Regions from separate parts of the Homo sapiens genome. Here all the other regions are linked to region 2. The links are chromatin contacts, found by Hi-C in ENCODE. All regions are on one chromosome and are shown on one strand. The core of a region is the stretch at or near the end of the contact, and the rest is flanking DNA. Distances in the headings are between cores, read along the strand shown.

Region 1 (2,813 bases), core at 175-2,674, 5.7 Mb before region 2:
CAGATATCTCCCCAATGCAAAGGTTAAAAGTGTAGCGTGCGTGGTGGTTTTGCTGGGACAAAGCGCTAAGAATACACATCATTTTGCTTTTTCTGACCTGTCAATTGTAGTGATATTCTCTACCACTAGCTTATATTTAACCAGCTTACTGGTCAGTTTCTCCAGTTTTTAGCATTCCCCCCTTTCCTTTTATTAAAACAGCAACCTAGTTTGCAAGAAGGTTGCTAAAAGAAAAGATAGTCTCCTGCAAGATCTGATACACTTGTATAAGCACTGTCTTATCAACCTTTTAATTAACCTGGTTAGTTGAGTTGGCAAATCAGGTTAAGCTTTGCTTTACTAAAGTATTAAAATGCCCTTTGTCGCAAGGCTCTCACGGTCCTCGGGTTGTAACAGCATCCTGAGAATTCGCTACAGTTTACTTCAACGTGTAACTCCTCTTTTAAACAGTTACCAGAATGGAGCGGAAAAGACACGTTTGGCAAGGAGAATTTCGCCCGGAGGTTCGGACTACCAACCCAAGGAGAACATCGAGAGGGTTTTCTCTGCCTGCACCCAGCGAGGCGCTGTCTGTCTGGCCTCCCAGCGGGCAGGGCGCTCCCCGCCTGGTTGGCGGCGCCGGCCCAGCCCCCGCGCGTGGATTCAGAGGCGAGCGACTGGCGAACTTCAGCGGGGACCGCGGGCCCGGCCTGGGCGAGGGGGTGACTCTTCCCCGGCGCGGCCTCGCCCAGCCCGCAGGTGCGGGTCCCGGCCGGCCCAGGACGGCGTCTGGGGGCCTCAGGGTCTCCGAGGTCGGGCGCTCGCCGCGGCGGTGGGAACCGGGAGGGACAAGGCGGGGGATCGCGGCCCGGGTCCGGGGACAACTCCAAGGGGCGCGGGGGTCCAGTGGGGAGCGCGGGCCTGGAAGCCACAGAGGCCGCCTGGGGGACGCGGTCAGCGGGGCCGGGTTCCGGCGCTTGCCGGGAGGGACGCCGCGCCAACGGTGACGCGGGGACCCCGGCGCCGGGGACAGGGGACAGGGTCTGGGGGCCACGCCCGGCCCGGCCGCCCCGCCTCCGGCTCCGGGCAGCACCGCCGCGCCCGCCCGCCGTAGCCCCCTCCCCACCTGATGTACGGGCTGGCCGCCGCCAGGATGTTCTTCTGCACCGGGATCTCCTCCCCGTCGAGGACCAGGTGCGCGTCGCAGAAGCGAGACTCCTCGCGGAAAGAGCTGAGCGCTCGCAGCAGACGCGCGGCGTGCTGAGGGTCAGACACGGCACTGCCCTCAGCCATCGCGGCGCCCGCTCCTCTGCCGACGGGTCCGGCTCCCGACACCGTCCGGCCGGACCCCTCGAGCGGCCCGAGTCCTGCGCGCGCGCCCGCCCGGCCCGGCTCTCCGCGCTCTGAGCAGAAGCTGGAGCCCCCGGGACGTGCCTGTGCTATCCGCGGCGCGCTGGGCCGGCGCCTTTAAGAAGCCGCGTCATGAAGTCATTTCTCCGCGACGCCCCCGCACCGTCGCTCCCCGCCTTCTCGCCTCCGCTGCTGGAGATGGCCAATCAGAAGCCTCCTTCCTCCGCCCGCCTGACCAGCTGCGGCTGGGTGCAGCGGAAGGTGTCTACGGATGAGATAGGTCGCTCCCGCGATGGAGGGATGTGCGGGCGGGCTAGGATTCCGTGGTTAAGCCTGTGGCCTCTGGAGCCGCGAGTTTGAATCCTGGTTGCAGCTGTTCCACTTACTAGCTCTGTGGCCATGGGTAAGGTGCCCATCCTCAGTTTCTCCGTCTGCAAAATGAAAGCGAATTCTTAGTGTTGTTGTGGACTCATGAGATGATGCATGGAAGCAAGGGCGAAGTCGCTGTAGCTTTCTTTATTTATGAGAGAAAAGGAGCTGCCCAGGTGAGAGGACAAAAACCCGAGAAAACAGACCCGGAAAAGATGGTTTTGGTTGCGGGCTAGGAAGGAGATGTAGCAGATGAAGCTGGAGAAGTCCGAAGGAGGCCTTAAATTTTGCAGGGCCTCCTTGGTGTGGGAAGGAGTTTGGTTTCTGCAGTGGTGAAGAACCATGGAAGTACCGTATTTAGCAGGGGATTTTGTGCAGGTCACTCAGCTCCTGCGTGGAGAATAAGGCGGGGATGGATGTGCTAAAGGCAGATCGATGCTTAGGTATTGCAGGACTAGAGAGAAGGGAATGGGCACCTGGATGAAAGGGTGATGCGGGGGCGGGGGTAGACAATAGTGGATTGTTTTAAAAGAAATTGTGAGGGAGAGGGAGTTAAGGATAAATATTCTGTTTGAGTAACTGCATGCATGTTTGCACCTTTCAGGGAGAGCTAGGAAATGCTGAAGGGGTGGGCAGTAGAGAGGCAGATGTTTAGATTCAGACAGGCTCCCAACCCAGTGAAGATCAAAGCTGTGATAGAAAGGATCGCTGGGTCAGCTCAGCTGGCAGGCCAAGCCCCACGGTATCTGAAGTTTCCCTGGAGGTTGCTCAGGGCACATGGGAGTGTGGAATGTAGCAACCATTTTGTGCAAACGTTAGGGACTCCATAAGCCTCTAAAAAATTAGCAATTGTATGAGGACTCCGGACCAGAAGAATGTGGCTAGCATTCCAGGCAAGACAGGATGGAATTTTCACTGTCCTTCAACCAACTGAAAGGCTCCAATAAAGTCTTGGGTATTTACCCTGAACCAGCCAAGGCTTTGGAGTCACTGGCAGGAATCCGAGTATCTAACTGTTTTCAGGGCAGAATAGATGGGGAGGGTACGGCTGTGGAAGACACATGCATTTCCACTTTCTTCTGTAAATGCAGCTCAGTGTTCCCGGATGCAATGAT
Region 2 (2,975 bases), core at 349-2,848:
CAAGAGAGAATTTTCTATATACTTTTTGTAACTTTTGAATATAGAACCATGTCAATATTCTAGTCAATGGTAAAGTAAATTAAAACTAGACCAAGAAGCTGGGTGTGATGGCTCACGCCTGTAATCCCAACACTTTGGGACACCGAGACGGGAGGATCGCTTGAGCCCAAGAGTTCGAGACCTGTCAGGGCAACACAACGAGACCCCCATCTCTACAACAATTTTTTTTTTAATTTAGCGGGACGTGGTGGCGCGGGAGTGTAGTTCCAGCTACTTGGGAGGCTGAAGCCGGAGATTCGCTTGAGCCCAGGAGGTCCAGGATGCAGTAGGTCGTGATCGCGCGGCTGCATCACAGCCTGGGCGACGGAGCGAGCCCCCACTCAAAAATTAAAAAATAAAAACGACGAGAGGCCAGACGTGGTGGCTCACTCCTGTAATCCCAACACTTTGGGTGGCCGAGGCAGGAGGATCGCTTGAGCTCAGGAGTTCAGACCAGCTTAGGTAACAGAGACCCATCGCAAAAAAAGAACAATAATAAACAACAAGGGAGCGAGAAGGCAAGAAAATGGTGCAAATTTACCCGGATGTCAACAGGGGGCGGGGCCAAGCGCTGCTACCGAAGATGCCAAGATGGACGCCAGGCAGCCAGGAGAAAGATCCCAACCCCACCCGCGCAGATATCCGCGAGGCCCCGCGCTCAGCCTCCTCACCCCCGCTATCCGCGGCCTCCGGGTCCTCCTCCGCCTTCCGCTTGAGCTTCTGGGAGGAGGGGCTCACCGGCGCGTCCCCCAGCAGGTACTTATGCTCCTGGCCCCGCAGGTGCTTGAGGTAGCGGTCCTTCAGGGACTGCCACGAGTGCTGCGTGAGCGAGCTCTTCTCCATCGCTTTCCACAAGGCGTTACCGGTGACGGAGCTGGGCGAGCGGGCATTTTCCTTCACGTAGGTAAGGATGGCTACGTCGTCCGCATCCGTGAAGGCGATCCGCCCGGCGTGCCGCTGCGGCTCCGGCTCCGCGGCGCCCTCGGCCAGGGCCCCGGGCTTTGCTTCCGAGCCGGTGTCCGCCGCCGAGGCGGGGCCCAGCCGATAGGCCTCCAGCTCCAGCCTCTCGTTGCGCTCCACGCAGTCCAGGATGTACTGCGTGGAGATGAAATCACCCGAGGCCTCGGCCAGCGCCTCCCCGGGCTGGGCCAGCAGCACGGCCCCGGGCTCCTGCACTCGGCACACGGTGCCGCCGCCGTGCAGGATGAGCGTCGACAGCCGACGCTTGGCCGGGCTGGGCCGCACGTAGAAGGACATGGAGCTGCCGTCGTCCCTCACGAACAGAGTCGAGGAATGGGTGGGCCCGTTGGGGTCTTTGCCCAAATCCATCGCCTCCGCCATGTCTGACGCCGAGCACTACTAGAAGAGCTACCCCCTCGCGAGCGCCTGGCACACAGAGCTCAACTGACTGAGCTGTCACCGCAGACGCCTCTGCCGCGAAGCGCAGCACTGGGCCTGCGCAGCAGCAGCCGCGGCGCATCGAGAGTGCCCGCCCCCTCTCCCCCGGAAGAGGTGGGGCTTCGCACCTTGACCTGGAAATTAACGTACTATCCTCCTTACTTTTGGGTCGGGCCCTCCGGGAAGATGGCGGCCGTGCAGGCGGCCGAGGTGAAAGTGGATGGCAGCGAGCCGAAACTGAGCAAGAAGTGAGTGTCGCTGCGAGTCTTTAAAGCCTTTGCGGTAGGAGAGTCTGGGCTGGGAAGCGCCGCGAGGTTCCCACCAAGGCTGCTGTGCCGGGGCCTTCTTGCCGGCTCTCGTGGGTACGCACATGCTGAGACGTGGTGGCTGCGCCCTGCAGACCACGTACCCCGGGATACCCCGGGCACGCCGGCTCCCCGTTCCCAGCTGGCACCGGCGGGATGCTCCCTATCATACTCCTAGAGTTAAGAGACTGTGGAGGAGGAACTAGGACGAGAACTAAGAGTTATCAGAAAAGAAAAGCGAAACTTCCTGCTTAGCTTCATCCTCCTTTCTGAGAAATGCATTCTTTTGTTGAGCCACTCAGTAAACGTGGAAGTTGGAGAAATGTTAAATACCCTAGCTTTTCAGAAAGACCTTCAAAATTTTCTGGGCCTCACTAAGGTCATTCTGAACGTTATGTATTAAAAGGGATCAGTTCTAAAACTGTCATGCATCTACCCGTATGGGTTATTCAGTAGATACCTGTGAGTATTAAGTGATCAACGTCTAACAGTAGAGACCATCTTAATTCAGCCTGATATCTTTGTTAACCACTCCCAAATCCCTGGAGTATGTAGGTTAACATAGATAAGTCAGGATTAGCCACCCTTTAACTGGCTGTCTTATATTCTCATTAGCGTTCCCCATTTGAACCACAGAACACAGGTAATTGAGTGTTTTATCATTGCTAGGAAGATGGTACATAGTACCATTCCAGAGGCATACGAGAGGGCTTAATCCCCGTGGCGCGCACTTGTTATCCCAGCTACTCGGGAGACTGAGGCAGGAGAATCGCTTTAACCCAGGAGGCGGAGGTTGCAGTGTGCTGAAGTCGTGCCACTGCACTCCAGCCTGGGAGACTTGAGGTAGTGGTCCTTCAGGGACTGCCAGAAGTGCTGCGTGAGCGAGCCCTTCTCCATCGCTTTCCCCAAGGAGTTACTGAGACGGAGCCAGACCCTGAATGAAAAAGAAAAGAGAAATGATGTTTCTTTTTTTTTTTTTTTAAGATGGAGTCTCGCTCTGTCGCCAGGCTGGAGTGCAGTGGCGCGATCTCAGCTCACTGCAACCTTCGCTGCCAGGGTTCAAGCGATTCTCCTGCCTCAGCCTCCCGAGTAGCTGGGATTACAGGCGTGTGCCACCATGGCTGGCCAATTTTTGTATTTTTAGTAGAGACAGGGTTTCACCATGTTGGGCAGGATGGTCTCAATCTCGTTACCTTGTGATCCGCCCACCTTGGCCTCCCAAAGTGCTGGGAT
Region 3 (2,970 bases), core at 16-2,515, 5.1 Mb after region 2:
GTTCCAGCTACTCGTGAGGCTGAGGCAGGAGAATGGCGTGAACCCGGAAAGCGGAGCTTGCAGTGAGCAGAGATCGCGCCACTGCACTCCAGCCTGGGCGACAAAGCGAGACACCGTCTCAAAAAAAGAAAAATTAGCCGGGCGTGGTGGCACGCGCCCGTAATCCCAGCTAGTCTACTCGGGAGGCTGAGGTAAGAGAATCGCTGGAACCCGGGAGGCAGAGATGGCAGTGAGCCGAGATCGCGCCACTGCTCTCCAGTCTGGGCGACAGACTGTGACTCCGTCACAAAAACAAAACAAAACAAAACAAAAAAAACTTCCCCCACGTCTGTTTACCATTATTACAAAAAGCTTGTATGATTGCTCACTGCATCTTCTCCATCCTCCAAGGAAACATCATCGCATTTAAACTCTGTCCTCCATTACGCAAACGAGAAAATAGAGGTTCAGAGGAGGAGACAAGTTGCCCAACTACCAAAATACAAATTCAAACCGGAGTCTTGGCTCTAAAGACTGTTTCCGTTATTTACGCTTTTAACACGCTCCATCTTTCTATCTTCCCCTCGGTGTACCATTTACTCTACCCAGAGGGAGACATCCATGCCTCCCGCTGCTTGTCACACCTCCCCCGTCTCAGAGTCCCCAGAAGTTAAAAGCAATCTCCACGAGCCCTATTTTGAGATAGAATATGTTCCCACACTGTGGATGGAAGCGAGAGATAACTGCAGGAAGCCGTTTTGGCGCCTCAACCATCCCTCGGTACCTCCTCCTGGTCCCCAGCCTCTCGGGCCTAGACTGCCCGTGACCCCCGCCAAAGTCTCGGGTCCCCCTTCCATATGGCCGGTCTCCGCCTCCCCGGGCCCGGGGAAGTCTCCAGGCTGTTTTTTTACCCTGCAGCGAGAAGGATGGTGTGGATATCCAACGGATGCTACCTCCCTTCAAAACTTAAGCCACCACCAACTCCAACATACTGGCGTCCGCCATTAGACCTCAAGACAGGGACATTCTGGTGGCGCGCGGCGGAAAAAGGCACCCAATCCGCGCCTGAAGAATATATATAATTTTTAAAAAATGCTTCCGTCTTGCTTCCACACGGCATTACAAATTATTTAAACATGCTTTATTGCTTTGCTTTTTCCAGGAGAATAGAAAATTAATACGTTTTTAGAAGTAGACTTTAAAAAAAAAAAACCATTAGAGTTCATTGGGCACTTCTGTGGGCAGCCCCAAATAGGCGCCAACGAAGAGGGGGCCTCGCGGGACCGGAAGTGCCGAATGGGGACCAAGATGGCGGACCTTGATTCGCCTCCGAAGCTGTCAGGGGTGCAGCAGCCGTCTGAGGGGGTGGGAGGTGGCCGCTGCTCCGAAATCTCCGCTGAGCTCATTCGCTCCCTGACAGAGCTGCAGGAGCTGGAGGCTGTATACGAACGGCTCTGCGGCGAGGAGGTGCGGGGTCGAGCCTCTTCTTTTTCATGGAGGATCTAGGGAGAGTGGGAGCCTTCAGTCGGGAAATCCGGGCTGTGGGAAACTCTCCTTGCTGGGGGATACAAAAAAGCGGGAAAACAAAGAAGCGGAAGCTAGTCGGGTATATGAGTAGTCCTGTCAACTCTTTTCACGCTGTCGGACGCGCCGAGCTTGTCTTCCCTGATACCTGGGCGATCTGCAGCCTCTCCTCCCTAGACCCCCGTTGATTTCCCTGATCCATGATCACCAGTTTCTCCACGGGAGTAAAGTTAGTCTGAGAGTATTTGCCAAATTGCTTGGTTCTCAAAATAATAAGCGCCCTTTTGCATTGGCTTAATTTACAAATTATGAAACGCTCTCATCCTGTTATTTAAGAGGGAAGCCTTTGCAGATTAACTTCTTGAAGCGTTTTAAGACTTCCTCTTGTGGGGAGTGATTTGGGGGTGTGATTTTAGCGTTTTGGTCAAATGCACATCTTTGTAGAGGTTTAGCTTTTAAGACTCAGACACAATTCTCTAATCTTGGACAAGTCACTTCATCTCTGGTACCCTTGATATTTTATCAAATGAGGGGTGTGGACTATTCTCCAATTCCTTTCAGTTCATAACGTTCTATTTCCTGCCTCCTTTAATTTTCAGTGGCAACTCGATGCTGTCAATTCACTTTCGAATGTCAGTTGGGTTCCTTGCTAGTCAAAAGAGATCTAAGCTCTAAGCTTGTCAGCTGTTTCCCAGACCAAACTTCTAGCAAAGTTGAGCACAAAAGGCAGTTTCAGCCTGAGGGAGAGGTGATCGTTGATATCTTTGAGTATTTTCAAGTATAAACTTGCACTAACTCTAGCAGTTTCTGATACGTTTTTCAGCAAGATGTGTGTGGTGTTTTTTGTTTTGTTTTGTTATTTTTAGAAACAGGGCCGCTCTCTGTTGCGCAGGCTGGAGTGCTGTTGTGCTGCAATCAGAATGGATGAAACCAGAGGCGCACACCACCGTGCCTGGCTAGTTTAGTGTGTGGGGCTTTTTTTGTCTGGCCTCAGCAAGATGTGTTTTAAAATTTAGTATCTTGCGGGGCGCGGTGGCTCACGCCTGCCATCCCAGCACTTTGGGAGGCCAAGACGGGAGGATCACCTGAGTCAGGAGTTCGAGACCAGCATGACCAAAATGGTGAAAACCATCACTACTAAAAATACAAAACTAGCCGGGTGTGGTGACGCATGCCTGTAATCCCAGCTACTCGGGAGGCTGAGGCAGGAGAATTGCTTGAACCTGGGAGGCGGAGGTTGCAGTGAACCAAGATAGCGCCATTACACTCTAGCCTGGGCAACAAGAGCAAAATTGTGTCTCTTAAAAAAAAAAAAAGCCTGGCGCGGTGGCTCACTCCTGTAACCCCAGCACTTTGGGAGGCTGAGGCAGATGGATCACGAGGTCAGGAAATCGAGACCATCCTGGCTAACACAGTGAAACCCCGTCTCTACTAAAAATACAAAAAATTAGCCGGGCGTGGTGGCGG
Region 4 (3,064 bases), core at 486-2,985, 5.2 Mb before region 2:
TTGTCTTCTTCCAAATTACATCCTCATGCTATGGTGGTGCATTTATTCGTGAGTACAAATTAAGACTCATTAAAATTTGTTTAGCTACCTACAGATAGAGAACTGCTTATTATTACTGTTATTATTTAAAACCATGACCACCGGGAAAATATCAATATGAAGAGAGAAGTTCTATAACAATTTCAACAGTTTCTAAGCCAAATATGCTTTCTGATTTATTAATTCCTTATCCTCACCATTTTTTCCTTATCTTCATGCGGGATTTTAACTAGAAATTGGTATAAAATTTGTTATATTGGCATAGTTCGAAAAACAATCACTGTGTACCTACTCTCTCTCAGGAACAGTGGAAGATGCTTGCGATACAAAGATAAACAAGCCCCTATACGAAGAACAAGAATGTTCCAGATGGATTCAATGTGGAAGGACATTCTAGGCAGGGGGAACAGCAAATGCAAATCCATGTGTCCTGGAATGAGCCAGACATGCTTCAGGTTCCATGGAGTTTTTTTTTTTTTTTTTTTTTTTTGGATTAAAAAATTTGGTGACTTTTCAAAGTTTGACAACCTCAGGATTAAACAATTTATCGAGCCCCTCTGCCATCTCACTCTCCATGAGGGCAGTCCAGGTTGAGACTCAGATACAAATCACCTTTATTGAGTTCTGCTGGGATGGACAGGTCACTTCATGTATACGTAGATCCTCTCCTTAATTCTATTTAAATCACTTAGGTGACTATCACCATCTCCCATCAGGGTTCGGTGACCTGCCCACAGCCTCCCAAGTAGAAAATGATCCAGGGAGCATGTGAGTTAATGATACATCACATCTGGAGCCAGGCAGGCATTTCATGGGTGGGGATGAAGATCTTCCCTCCAATTTCAGAAGTCTGACCTTGCAGGTTCTGAAGTAACTATATACATAAATATTTATAAGGAGAACCCTTTAAGCAGAGGGGTGACCATTTATCCATGAGAGATGGCTTAGGAACGGATTTGGGTTTTGGAGAGCTTCTCTAGCTCCTCCAGCTCCGCAGCCTGTCACACGCAGGATGACCTTTTAGAACAACTGAGTGCTCCATTACACTCCTCACTTGCGGATTCAAACTGTCTCTGGGCAGGGTCCCAGTTTTGCCTGTCCAGGGACACTGTGCACTTGGGTTGACTTTGGTAAATGTTTGAGTAAGGGATGAGTGAATAAATTCGGGGAGAGGGGTTGTTGAGGGAAGGCCACCCCTGGCTCTAAAGACTTTCCAGGGTTTATGGGGTGGCCACGCCTGTCCTGGATCCCCATGGTGCCTCTGGATGGGCCATTTCATCCTTCCTCCCTGTGGCCTCCACATCTTACAACCCAGCCTGGAGGGAGGGGCCGCGCAGCCCCGAGGGGCCAGGTCTCCCAGGCGGCGTCCACTCCCCTCGAGGGTGGAGGAGGTAGGTGGGGACCCCGGGCCGGCGGGGCTCGGCTGGGGCCCCTTCCCTGAGGTCTGCAGCCGCAGCCCTCTACCTGGCTCCCCGGCCGCCCCTTCGCGGCCCCAGATCGGGCGCACCCGGCGGGCACCTGGCCCGCCGCCCCCCGGGGGCCCCGCCAGCTGCTCCCGAAGCCGGCCCGGGGTGGCGGGGCGGGCCCGAGCGCTAGTCGACTCTGGGACCGGTCCCCCGGGGCGCGGCCGGGCAGCAGCCCCCGCCTCCCCGCCCCGGGGGCCGGGCCGGGCTCCCGGGGGGCGGGGACTCGCCCAGTGGCAGCAGCGTCCGGGCCGGCGGCGGGCGCCGGGCGGCTTCCTGCAGGCGGCGCCGGGGCGAGCCGTTGCCGGCTGCAGCCACCGCCGCCGGGTCGCCGGGTCGCGGGGGCCGCGGCGCTCGGGCCGCGTCCGTGCCTCCCGGGCGCGCTGCGCGGCCGTCGCTGCTGCCCGCGCTCGTGCCGCCGCCGCCGCCGCCGCCGCTGCTGCCGGTTACGCCAGCCCCGCCGCCGCCCGCTCTGATTCTGCGCATAGGCAGCCCCCAAGCCTGTCATTCTGCAAAAACACAGTTTACTCAACACACCACACACACTCGCACACACACGCGCGCACACACACGCGCACACCGGACCCCGCGCGCACACGCACGGAGGGCGCGAGCGAGCAGACGCGCACACCGGCGAGCCAAGTTCCGCAGCCTGGCATGGCTTCTGGGGACCTTTACGAGGTACGGGGACGCGGGGGCGCGGGCCGGCCCCAGTCAGCGGGCGGCGGCGGGCGGCGGCGGCGGGCGGCGGGGACCGGGCCGGGGCCGGGGCCGGGCGCAATCCGGAGTTGCCGAGCCCGCGGCGGCGGCGGCGGCGGCCGGAGGGTGGCGGGGGCCGGGCGCGCCTCCCGCCCGCCGCCCGCCGCCCGCCGCCTCCCGCGGCGCCCGCGCCCGCTCCCTCTTTCTCTTTCTCTCGCACACACACTCTCTTACTCCATCTACTTTGCGGCCTTGGAGGGGAAGGAGGAAGCCGGGCGGAGCCGGGGCGGGGGAGGTAGCGGTCCCGGGGAGGTGTTTCTCGCCCGACGAGCCGCCTCGAGTACAGAAAGTACAGGTAAAAGTCGGCGCCGGACGTGCTGGGAATGCGGGGGGGCGCGCCGCGGCCGGCGGGGGTGTGGGGCGGGGGTTGCGCGGCCCGGCTGGGCCGGGGGCGCGGGGGAGGAGGGGGGCGGGCGATCGGAGCGGAGCCTGGCCGGGGCGAGGCGGGGTCCCGGGGGGCTGCGAAGGGGGAGGCTGGGTGGGGGTTCGGGGGGACAACCGCCAAACCGCTCCCCGGGGTCCCCGGGCCACCTCCCTCACCCCCCACCTGCTGCCCCCGCACCAGCTCGGACGCCCTCCGGGCTCGGGCGTGGGGGTGGCCCTTGCGGGTGTCGTGCTCCCTGGGGGCGAAAGGGGGCGCTGCGGAGGGCCCTGGGTGGGAGGAGAACGTGGAAGTCTGAGGTGTTGGGGACATAGGACACAGATGCCAGCCCAGCGCCCAGTACTCTCGTCACCCTCAGTGGATACCTGGCTCCAGGTCCTAATGAGTAGTGGCCAGCGTTGGATACTCTCATGTCTTCCCA

What was found. A loop is a pair of places that touch in the nucleus more often than their neighbours do. Pooled maps may share reads with other maps.
Region 1: a loop to region 2 is called in a pooled map, with 18 times the contacts of the local background. The contact joins the promoter of GAN here to the promoter of KARS1 in region 2. A Hi-C loop is called at or near these places in 4 of 50 pooled maps.
Region 3: a pooled map shows a loop between it and region 2 (8-fold over the local background). The contact joins the promoter of COG4 here to the promoter of KARS1 in region 2. A Hi-C loop is called at or near these places in 5 of 50 pooled maps.
Region 4: a loop to region 2 is called in a pooled map, with 4 times the contacts of the local background. The contact joins the promoter of CDYL2 here to the promoter of KARS1 in region 2. A Hi-C loop is called at or near these places in 3 of 50 pooled maps.

The regions. Positions count from the first base shown.
Region 1 is chr16:81,313,573-81,316,385 of GRCh38, reverse strand. It overlaps GAN (gigaxonin), which reads right to left and starts at 1,424. Exons shown (of 11, transcript NM_022041.4): 1 at 1,106-1,424. The coding sequence starts at 1,272. RefSeq lists silencers at 548-817, 838-897, 1,038-1,377 and an enhancer at 1,388-1,587.
Region 2 is chr16:75,646,288-75,649,262 of GRCh38, reverse strand. It overlaps KARS1 (lysyl-tRNA synthetase 1), which reads left to right and starts at 1,598. Exons shown (of 14, transcript NM_005548.3): 1 at 1,598-1,685. The coding sequence starts at 1,624. TERF2IP (TERF2 interacting protein) reads right to left here and starts at 1,490. Exons shown (of 3, transcript NM_018975.4): 1 at 711-1,490. The coding sequence starts at 1,380. RefSeq lists enhancers at 1-568, 366-635, 569-1,526, 1,566-1,745 and a silencer at 946-1,065.
Region 3 is chr16:70,521,849-70,524,818 of GRCh38, reverse strand. COG4 (component of oligomeric golgi complex 4) reads left to right here and starts at 1,265. Exons shown (of 19, transcript NM_015386.3): 1 at 1,265-1,446. The coding sequence starts at 1,276. It overlaps SF3B3 (splicing factor 3b subunit 3), which reads right to left and starts at 1,003. Exons shown (of 26, transcript NM_012426.5): 1 at 891-1,003. RefSeq lists enhancers at 1-459, 1,493-1,632.
Region 4 is chr16:80,803,269-80,806,332 of GRCh38, reverse strand. CDYL2 (chromodomain Y like 2) reads left to right here and starts at 1,735. Exons shown (of 7, transcript NM_152342.4): 1 at 1,735-2,183. The coding sequence starts at 2,160. RefSeq lists silencers at 1,455-1,514, 1,535-1,844, 2,455-2,524, 2,805-2,954.